2 separate regions of the Homo sapiens genome follow, and region 1 is linked to region 2. Evidence: chromatin loops called from intact Hi-C (ENCODE). Cell type or tissue: CD4-positive, alpha-beta T cell. All regions are shown on one strand. Links, peaks and the distances in the headings refer to the core of each region. The heading gives the core; the rest is flanking DNA.

Region 1 (5,384 bases), core at 299-5,298, 960 kb before region 2:
GAGAGCTTTGAGACAGACTTTTCAGCTATTTTTTAAAACTACAAATCTAGAATATTGTTAAAGCACATATAAATAAAATAAATGCAATGCTTATGATGATGAATAGTTCTGACTGGCAGCATGTACAATTTTTTATTTAAACTTTAAACCAATTCCCTTAGGCTCTGAACAGGGACAATAAGCCATTAGTTTTTTTTTTTTTCTTTTTTTTTTTAAAAAAAATGAGATCTAGCACAAACTTCGTAGAATATACTTCATATTTACATATTTCTTTCTTACATAACTGTAGACTTTAGATGCTAGTGTAAACTCTAATTGTTTTCTGGGTTGGCCATATGAGAGTCTCTGCTGTCTTTCCTGGTAGCAAACATCAAGCATAACTGATGAATTATTCTGTTTCTTTTGTGGGCCACAGTTTCCATATGTGACAAGTAAGCTACCTTATGATATGAATGATAGATTATAGAAGAGGCTCTGAAGACAGCCTGGTGTTCAAATGTTAGAATACAGAAGAGATTCTGAAGCTCACTTGGAGTTCAAATCTTGACTTCATCAACTGGGTCACCTAGGGCAAGTTATCATATTCCCTTCCAGGTACACCCAGAAACTTTTGCACCTCAGGTATCTTACCAGTAAAACAGGATGATAATAGCACTTGACTTAGAGAGTTCTTGTGAGGATTAATTGAGCCAATACATGTAAAATACTTAGGACAGCATTTATTATATAGTAAGTACTAAATTGATGTTACCTATTGTTATTATCTTTTTATTACTCAAATCATTCATGACAAGAAAGGGGTTTTTTTTTAATCTTAGTAATTTCACTCATGTATTTATTCCTAATGCAAAAAAGCTCCCTATCTCCCAAGAAAACAATAAAATGTAAATGGGTGTCTAGTAATACTGCATGAGAATTATCCCTCCCCTACTCCAGGTTTCTGTGCTTCAGGCTGTATTGCTGTCACCCTTGCTCCAGGTACAGGTGCATGACTTACTTGGGTAGACTGGTCACAGCATTTTATACTCCCTGCCACCATTTTTATTACAGCAATGGACATGAAGCTCAACCAGAGCCAAAAAAGATGTGATTTGGGAACATTTTCTGGGACCATTAAGATATATGATATTGTTTGAGCCACTGAATTCAAACAAATCTGAAGCTAGCTGTACCCTAGACTTGGCATCCACTGAGGCAATGAGTATCTTCCTACAATGCTATCAATTTGCATTTAATTTTCTGTTGTCTGAAATACAAACTTATACAGAAGAGGTGTCCAATAACAAAGATGTAGGTGATATTTTAAAAGACTGAGTAGGTGTCAGAGAGGCAAAATAATGTTGTGGTTAAGTGCATAGACTCTAAATCAACTTCCTAGGTACCCATCCTCACTCTACTGCTCAGCAGCCATTTGACTTTGGACAAGTCACTTACCTCTCTCTGCCTCTGTCTTCCTCTGCAAAATGAAGATAGTTAACAGTATCCATTTATAAGGAAGTTTTGAGGAGTAAATTAGTTAATATATGTAAGATATTTAGAACAGTGCCTGACACATAATAAGAGCAAGTTTTGGTTATTATTTTATATTTATTACTGAGATCTGAAATAATGGTGATGTAGTTTATCAAAAAGAACAAGGGAAATGGCTCTTACCATGTTGCTAACTAAAATTTTTCTGTAGACAGAGGAAGTAACTGATTAATTAAATGCACCTCTTTGTAGCAAAGGGCTTGAATAGACATTACTCCAAAGAATTTATACAAATGTCCAACAAGTGTATGAAAAGATGCTCAACATCACTAATCATCAGGGAAATGCAAATAAAAACCATAATAAGATATCACCTCACACTCACCAGCATGGCACTACAAGAAGGAAGAAAGAAAATAATAACAAGTGTTGGCTATCGTATGGAGCAATTAGAACCTTTGTGCACTGTTGGTGGGAATGTAAAATGGTGTTGCCACTATAGAAAACAGTATGGCAGTTTCTCAAAAATTAGAAATAGAATTACCATATGATCAGGCAATTCTACTTCTAAGTATATATCCAAAAGAATTGAAATCAGGGTCTCAAGTGGATATTTGTACACCCACATTCATAGGAGCATTATTCCTAAGAGCTAAAAGATGGAAGCAACCCAAGTGTCCATCAGTGATAAACAGATAAACAAAATGTGCCATAGACTTTAACATGGACGAACCTTGAGGACATTATGCTAAGTGAAATAAGCCAGTCATAAAAAGAATAATACTATATACAGTAGTCAAATGCATAGAAATAGAAGTAGAATGGTGTTTGCCAGAGCTGGGGTGGGAAGTTTAATGGAGATAGAATTTCACTTTGCAAGTTTAAAAAGTTATAGAGATTAGTTTCACAACAATGTGAATACACTTAACAACACTGAACTGTATACTTAAAAATAGTTAAGACAGCAAATTTTATGTTACATGGTATTTTACCAAGTTAATAATAAATAAAAATTGAATTTTAAAAAGTACGTCTTTATAGTTCTGTAGGCATCACAGTACCTGATTAAGCTGGTACTAATATTGAATGAATAAATGAATGATAATGTAACAAACCTAATGACAAAACAAGTAAAGGGTGAGGTAGTTCAAGGAGTTGAAATTGTCACGAAGTAAAGTAGAATCAAGTATCAAGCACTATGTACAAGATTTATGGTAAAGATAAAACATACTACATAGTATTATGTAAAGCATGAAACCTATAAATATAAGTTCTAGCCTTGATTCATTTATACTTTTATTTATAACATATAGCAAATATTTACTAAGCACCTACCATTTGCTAGGCACTATTCTTGTTCATCAATGAACAAAAATGCCCTGTCTTCCTGAGGCTTATTTCTAGTAGGGTAGGAGAAGGCAGCAATATACAATTTCTAGTTCTAGCTGGATGTGTGACACCAGACTAGTCCCGCGAGTTTTCTGGGGCTTAGTTTCCTCATGTATAAAGCAATGTGCATGTGGCAGAGGAACAGAATGGTACTTTTCCTTCTTATATTCCACAAGATTTGAAAATTATTTTTAAATATGGGACAAGGCCATAAAAAGCCACTAGGGGGCAAAATGAGCATGGAATAAACATTTTACTGATGTGAAATTGTAGAGACGAAAAGGAGAGTCATCCTTTATGCATCATTAAAAAAATAAGCAAACAGCAAATGTTGTGCATCATTATAGGTAGAGAAAGAGCACTACGGAATAGTTATCCAACTGTGTTTTATTCTATGAGTAAATTATTTTATTTTGAGACCATGTTTTTATAGGGAAGAACAGTGTGCAAGAAGCAGAATACTCCACTAGTAATTGAATAACATTTCTAAATGTATGTAATAACAGTAAAACCATATCCACAGAAACACAAAACACCAATAAGTAGATTCAATACTGAAGTAGCCCTTTACTTACATGTTAGGATCTAATATATATTTAGAATTCTTTCTTTCACGTTTATTTTGCTTTGGTCTTACTCCCACTCTTTTATTTTTTTTTTTTATGTTTCATTACATAAAGTTAAGGTGTACAACATGACTTTTTATATACATGTACATAGAGAAATGATTACAAGTAAGCAACTTAACATATCCATCATCTCACAAGATACTCTGTGTATGTATATGTGTTAAGTAACAACAAACAATAATAACAAAGAAATAATAATAACAAACATAACTGGGAGTGAAGAAAGGTAAAAGGTAATTAAGATCACAATTGTACTTAATCTTAAGAAACTTTTTCTTTAACCTGTCTCTGTCTGTCTTTCTCTCTCTCTCTCTCTTTCTCTCTCTCTCTCTCAGACAGGGATCTCCCTGTGTCAGCCTAGGCTGGAGGGCAATGGCACCATTATGGCTCACTGCAGCCTCAATCTCCCGGGCTCAAGCAATCGCTGGTGTGTGTGTGGTAAAAGCACCTAAAATCTACTCTTTGAAAATGTCCATTATGCAATAGTATATTATTAACTATCACCTTCATAGCCCTCCTGCTGTATTTTGGATTTCAAGATGTGCTAATCCTCATAACTGCTACTTTGTACCCTTTGACCTACATATCTCAATCCCTTCTTCCCCTGGCCTATGGTAACCATCATTCTATTCTGCTTTTGTATATTTAAAGGGCTTTGTTTCTCTGTTTGCTTTTAGATTCCACATATGTTTTAGTCTGTTTTCTACTGCTATAACAGAATGCCACAGACTGGGTACTTTATAAGCAATAGAATTTTATTTGGCTTATCATTCTGGAGGCTGTGAAGTCCAAGAGCATGGTGCTGGCACCTGGCAAGAGTCATCCATGCCAGAAGGTGAAGGGGGGAAGTGACCACACAAGACAGAGAAATGAATGGGGATAACCTTATTAGGAGCCCACTCCTGCCATAACTAACATAATCCTGCGATAACAGCATCAATCCCTTCATGAGAGCTTAACTCTAGTGGCCTGATAACTTTTTTTTTTTTTTTTGAGATGGAGTTTCACTTTTGTTGCCCAGGCCAGAGTGCAGTGGCGCGATCTCAGCTCACTGCAACCTCCACCTCCCAGGTTCAAGCTACTCAGCCTCCCAAGTAGCTGGAATTACAGGCACGTGCCACCACGGCTGGCTAATTTCTGTATTTTTAGTAGAGATGGGGTTTTGTCATCTTGGCCAGCCTGGTCTCAAACTCCTGACCTCAGGTGATCCACCTGCCTCAGTCTCCCAAAGTGCTAGGATTACAGGCATGAGCCACCGTGCCCTGCCCTGATCACCTCTTAAAGGCCTCACCTCTTAATACTGTTACAATGACCATTCAGTTTCCAACACAACAACTTTTTGATGGACACATCCAAACCACAGCAACATACAAAGGAAATCATGCAGTATTTTCCTATGTCTGCTTTATGTCACTTAACATAGTGTCCTCCAGTTTCATCCATGTTGCACAAATGGCAGAATCTCCTTCTTTACAAAAGCTGAATAATATTCAATTATACACACAAACACCACCACCAACAACAAATTTTTTATTCAATCATCCACTGATGGACATTTAGGTTGTTTCCATATCTTAGCTATTTTGAAAAATGCTGCAATGAACATGGGAGTGCAGGTATCTCTATAAGGTGCTGATTTGATATCCTTTGGCTATATAGACCCAAAAGGGAATTGCTGTGTAGATACTGCTACTAACCAACATAGGCCTCTCAGATTACACAAGAACGTTCACTATTCTTTGTTTTGTTTTGTTTTGTTTTTCAATTACATCCCATTGAGAAGTGGTGGTTTTAAAAACATGTTTAAAAAATATTTGAAAATCTTTGCATAAAAAGTTGCAGTATAGGCTGGGCACGGTGGCTCACGCCTGTAATCCCAGCACTTTGGGAGGCAGA
Region 2 (5,384 bases), core at 335-5,334:
GGAAGAGTGAGAGGCTGACCTTAATACCCCTAAAAGATTCAGGCTATGGCTAAGTGATCCCTGGGTCTTACAAAGGAAACTGGAGGCTACTGGGAAAGCTCAGGGATCCTGGGCCATGGTCTTCCACTCTGATAACCAATTCATTCTCCTCATCTGCCCTAAAGTTTCCTGTTCACACAGAGAGAGTCAGAGGTAGGGGGCATGGATAGGGGAGAGAGTAAAATCTTTAGTCTTCAAGTTCCTTCCTACTCATTGGCTCATATTCTGAAGTTTATCCAGTTTTGTAGCTAATAGGAAGGAGGGGAGCCTGGCTGGGCAAAGGGAAACAGAGAAGCCATCTGTCAAGGGCACCGCACAGCCACAGGGAAGCTGGGGAGGGGGTACCTGAAAGATCCCATTGGCAGCAGCTCATGGGCACTGCACAGACACACGGAAGCTAGGGAGGGAGTTACCTAAAAGATCCCATTGGCAGCAGCTCTGTTTCTCCCGATTTCAAATCAGAGCCAACTCAAGAGGGAGGGACATGCTTCCAAGCAGTGAAGCTGGGGCCAAATGTCTACAGGGATGCTTCGTGAGGCACCCCCAAAGCAAGGATCTTGGCCTTCTGTTCCTCCACATGAGCTCCAGGTAAGTTTATGATGGGACAGATTACAACTTCAAACATCAAATGTGGTCGGCCGCAGCGGCTCACACCTGGAATCCCAGCACTTTGGGGGTCTGAAGTGGGCAGATCACTTGAGGTCAGGAGTTCGAGATCAGCCTGGCAAACATGGCAAAACCCCATCTTTACTAAAAATACAAAAAACTAGCTGGGTGTGATGGCTCATGCCTGTAGTCCCAGCTACTTGGGAGGCTGAGACAGGAGAATCACTTGAACCTGGGAGGTGGAGGTTGCAGTGAGCCAAGATTGCGCCACTGCACTCCAGCCTGGGCCACAGAGTGAGACTCCATCTCAAAAAACAAACAAAAACACAAATAAAAAACCTCATCAAATGTGTTAAAAGCATGATGTTGGTCTCTCTTTGAGAAGCGTAATAGTATGTGAATGCACATCCCCTGAGGCCTCCATTTCCCAAGGTCTTCTTGTCCTCAGGTTCACAGATCTAACCTACTAGTATACTCCCTTTCTTCTCGAGTTTTCCCCAGTGGCTTTCTTGAGTTCTGTCTTGGTCCTGTCCATTCTTAATTCTCATTCCCTGATTCAATGGTAGTGTCTCGCTTGCTCCTGGGTGAGTTCCCGGAAAAGAGCTGTATAATCCTTGAGCTGATAAACTGAGTAGTGAATCACCATGACAAACCCCTGTTAACTTTAAAACCACCTGTAAAGCTATGACGGCACAATCTATACCCCTCCTGGAGTCTTCCTCTTCTTTTGGGATCACGGGAATTGGAGGTGAAAGGGAAGAGTTTTAAAATGTTTAGGAGAAGGGAAAGCAGCAGCACATTGAGAACTGAACATTCTAAGAAGCTGGTTCTTTAAGAACTTACAGACGCACACAAAATTTGAAAACTAGCTTGTCCACATTTCTAAAGCCTCAGAAGATGTGGAGAAAAAGAAGTAAAGAGCACAGCAACTGACTCATCTCTTTCTGGCCTGATATCTTGGGGGTACCAAGAAATACACCTGAGAAGAAAGACAAAAACTCGAATGCCTGACCCCACTTATTTAAATCCTGAGCTTCATCTTACTACTAAGTAGGCATTCTTTGAAAAACTCATTGCCTGGAGATGCTCTTCCCATCTCCAAATCCAAAGCCCAAGGGATGCTTAAAAACACATAAAGACTGAACACCACTGATGTGTCGTGCCCACCAACAGGACAGCAGAGAGCAAGGCCATAGAAATGTCTTCTCTTTCCTTCAGGCCGAAGCGGGGACAGTGACCTTGACTCTCTTCAGCTTTGCCTCCCCTCTCTCCCTCTTAAACATACTTCTTCAGCAATCAAAGCCTAAGTGTGTGAGCAACTAACTTAAAGAATATCAAATATAAAACTTTGCCATATAGTATTTCAAATCACTCTATTTACAAGTTTATCTTTTCAAAAAAAAAAAAGTAAAAGATACAGTAATTCAACACAATTCAAGTTTTTCTTTTCTTCTTTAAAGTTCCCTAACAAGGAATTCCAGAAACAGGAAACACTCTGAAGCAACGCTGCCATCCAAGGGGCTCCTGGGGAGCTTGACGGTCCATCGGTTTGTAGTTTGTCTAGAGTCACCCTTGCAATGACATTCACATGTGGAAGATACGGATAACTCTGTTGTTTGCAGGCCAAGTGAATTTGAAATCTCCAGGTAGTACTTCCCCATCCAAGACAGTCTTCCACAAGATCCAGCCTCTTTTCACCAGCAAATTCCCTTTTTCAGAGGGTACTCATCCCACCCTCCAACCTTGGGTTTCTTCCTGAATCACAATGGCCTATATTAGTCTCAAGCCTTGAAAGACTGAGAAATAATTCCCTTTTTCAGAGTGGCAGTGAACATAGATGTGCTTTTAAACTATAGGCCATACGGTTAGCCTAGGAATTAACCTTGAAAACCACCACAGCACCAGTGTTCAGCAGCCCAGAGTAGGGCAAGGGGGCTGGCCAGTGGTGGGTTAGAGGCAGGCAAGGGTGGGAGCAGAGATGGGTGAATGGGAGGACATGGGGAAACCAGTCAGATGGCATCACCCATTGGGAGGCAGCATCTTACCCTTTAAAAAACAAACATCAGTTGCATGGAGGAACAGAAATATTAAGACTATGTAATTTAATCTCAAGAGGTTACTAGGGTGTGCTCCAAATATATTCCGATGCTGCTGAAATTAATCAGAAAGGGAACAGTTCCCAGCTACTATCCCATCTGCCTCAAGTAGACCACCCTAATTCCTTGATCCTGTGCTTCAAGTTGTTAGAAAACCATTCAAAAAAAGTGTACCAAAAAGGGGAGAAAAAAAATGTGTCATGCAAAGAGGATGTGTTATTTTATTTTTTTGGTTTGGTTTTAGAGTAGGTTGGGTTGCCGTGGTTACTAGGCGATGGATGGCAGCCCTTGGTGGCAGAGAGGTTCCTAGCCTGGGAGGGAGAAACGCAGGGTGTGTGTGTTCCCGTGCATGAGAAGACTGGATTGTATCTCACTGATGACAGGCCAACGGCTGCTTTAGAGATGGTGAGAGATTGGATCTTATATAAACAGTGTTTTAACCCTCTTCATCCTGCATGCAAACAGATCCAGCTGCCTGTAGCACTTTAAGTCTCAAGTACTGAGAGGTGGGGTAGAGAGAGTGCCTATTGTAAACAAAAGCAATGGATCCAGCCTGGATCTCAGCGCCAATTTCTTCACCCAGCCCCAGCAGGCTTAGCTACACAGTGTGCTCTCAGGGACTATTTCTATCTGACTTCCTCTTTCTGAAGGTTGGGCGTTTGGACCGTTGAAACAAAATGAGTGCCCCCTATTCAGGGTACTCATGAGAAAACGGCTTTGCAAGTCTTCCTCTTAGTTATCAAATGCTCTCCTCTGCTGATTGACTTCTTTTCTTGCAGTACTGATGCATGTTGGCTGAGATGATCATGGAGATGAGTGACACCAGAGCTCACAGAAACATTCATGTTGACAGGTAGCAACAGAGTCAGTCACGCTGCATTTCTCAGTGGCAAAGAGAAATGGCCTCGACACTGGAATCAGCAGTTGTCATGGATACCATGTAAAGCTCAGCAGTTCTGCTGGGGCCCACGGTTAGAGGAACTCCACGTAATTCTCAGGGATGAGGCCAGTCTTTCCGTTCAGAGTCCCCTCCAACCAGCCAGGCTCCTGAGATGGGTGAACTGTACAGGAAGGGGAGAGAAAGCGAGAAGAGATGGCATTACAGATAGAGCAGGCGGCAGATGTGTGTGTGGGGTGTGTGTGTGTGTGTGTGTGTGTGTGTGTGTGTGTGTATGAAGGAAGCTTGGACAATGAGTACAATCACTTATTAAGTTACATCATTCTAGAAGTTTAAACCAAAGGTTCTGAACCTTTTGTGGAATATAAGCCTTCTGATGAAAGCTGTCCTGAACTTTCTTTACAATGAAAAAGGAAACAGACACAGACATACAAAATTTTGTGTACAATTTTAGGGGTTTCACGGATTTTCTGAAGCTCCTGGTTTAAACTACAAAGAAGTGACAGATTCCTACTCTTGTTAGAGGGCAACAGTTGTCCTGGTCCATCCATACATGTATCCATCCTTCCATCCTTCCTTCCTTCCTTCCTTCCTTCCATCCATCCACCCACCCACCTGCCCAGTATCAACTATGTACTCAGTGCAGTGCCCATGGAAGACTGCTAAGAACTACTCTTTAAAGATATCCAGCTTCTAGAGGCTGGGCCTGGTGGTTCACGCCTGTAATGCCAGTACCTTGGGAGGCTGAGGCAGGTGAATTGCTTTAGCCCAGGAGTTTAAGAACAGCCTGGGCAACATGGCAAAACCTTGTCTCTACAAAATATACAAAAACTACCTAGGTTTGATGGAGCGTGTCTGTAGTCCCAGCTACTTGGAGGAGGGGGAGTGCCGAAGCGGGAGGATCGCTTGGGCTCAGCAGGTCGAGGCTGCAGTGAGCCGTGATTGCACCACTGCACTCCAGCCTGGGCGACAGAGCAAGACCCTGTCTCAATCAATCAATCCAGCTTCTTGTCATCATCTTACTTTCCTTCAAATCCTTACCCCCTGCTTCTAATTTCCTTGCAAATTTTCTGGGGTTTTTTTTTTTTTTTTTTTTGGTTGCTGTCATTTTGAATAGCCTTTGAATAGCCATTTCTCTGTTTCACTCACACCCTTTCTTAGTTTTCTTTCCTGTTCTCTAGATTTCCCCCTCCTCTATATACCAGTTTGAAAATTCTTCTCTTCCTCCCTCTATTGCCCTTTGATTTTTCAGTATCCAAAGAATATATATCTACTTTTGTGACATCATGATCCATCTCCATGGAAACCATTGTGATATTATAAAGATTATCTAAAATCCAGCTGAGTCTGCACAGTAGTCAATAGCAGGAAGGAAGAGAGAAGGAATCATGGGACTAAGAGGTGGGGGATGTTCATGCTTGTCAACTGAAGATGTACAGATCACTCTGCAGTGAGGCAGGACATTTACTCTTAATGTGTTAGGAAAACTCCAATTTTCCAAGATTATTTGGAGAGAATAGATTTTCCCCTATTCCCTTCCTGGGCTAATTAAATGACTTCCTGAGCTTGTTTTAGAAAAGCATTTCCGCTCCGACACTGCTACAGAATTCTAGTTTCAGTTTGTAGGGAAAGACGCAAGAACAGAAACCAAAGGAGACAAATGGGAGGCAGCAAAAGAATCAGCCTTGAGGCTTCCAGAAGATCAGTGTCAGTCAACTTTGGGTACACCTTGAGTGCCTCCTTAG

The links. Hi-C counts contacts between places; a loop is a spot of excess contacts. Peaks named below come from ENCODE experiments on the same cell type or tissue, not always from the same donor. Only the 100,000 strongest peaks of a DNase experiment are listed, where the experiment ranks them.
Region 1: a loop joins it to region 2, with 4 times the contacts of the local background. A loop is called at or near these places in 3 of 110 quality-filtered maps.

The regions. Positions count from the first base shown.
Region 1 is chr5:144,181,183-144,186,566 of GRCh38, reverse strand. The region is part of intron 2 of KCTD16 (potassium channel tetramerization domain containing 16); the gene reads right to left. Among named protein-coding and RNA genes, the nearest start is that of KCTD16, 13 kb to the right of the region's middle. In CD4-positive, alpha-beta T cell, for the core only: CTCF peaks have their summits at 2,876 and 3,079 (motif pointing right); a DNase peak (open chromatin) is centred at 3,096.
Region 2 is chr5:143,220,776-143,226,159 of GRCh38, reverse strand. It overlaps ARHGAP26 (Rho GTPase activating protein 26), which reads right to left. Exons shown (of 23, transcript NM_001135608.3): 23 at 1-3,802. The coding sequence ends at 3,714. LOC124901099 (a long non-coding RNA gene) reads left to right here and starts at 4,737. Exons shown (of 2, transcript XR_007058981.1): 1 at 4,737-5,384. In CD4-positive, alpha-beta T cell, for the core only: no CTCF peak of the experiment used is centred there; DNase peaks (open chromatin) are centred at 2,629, 3,059 and 3,699; H3K4me3 peaks cover 742 bases; H3K27ac peaks cover 3,058 bases.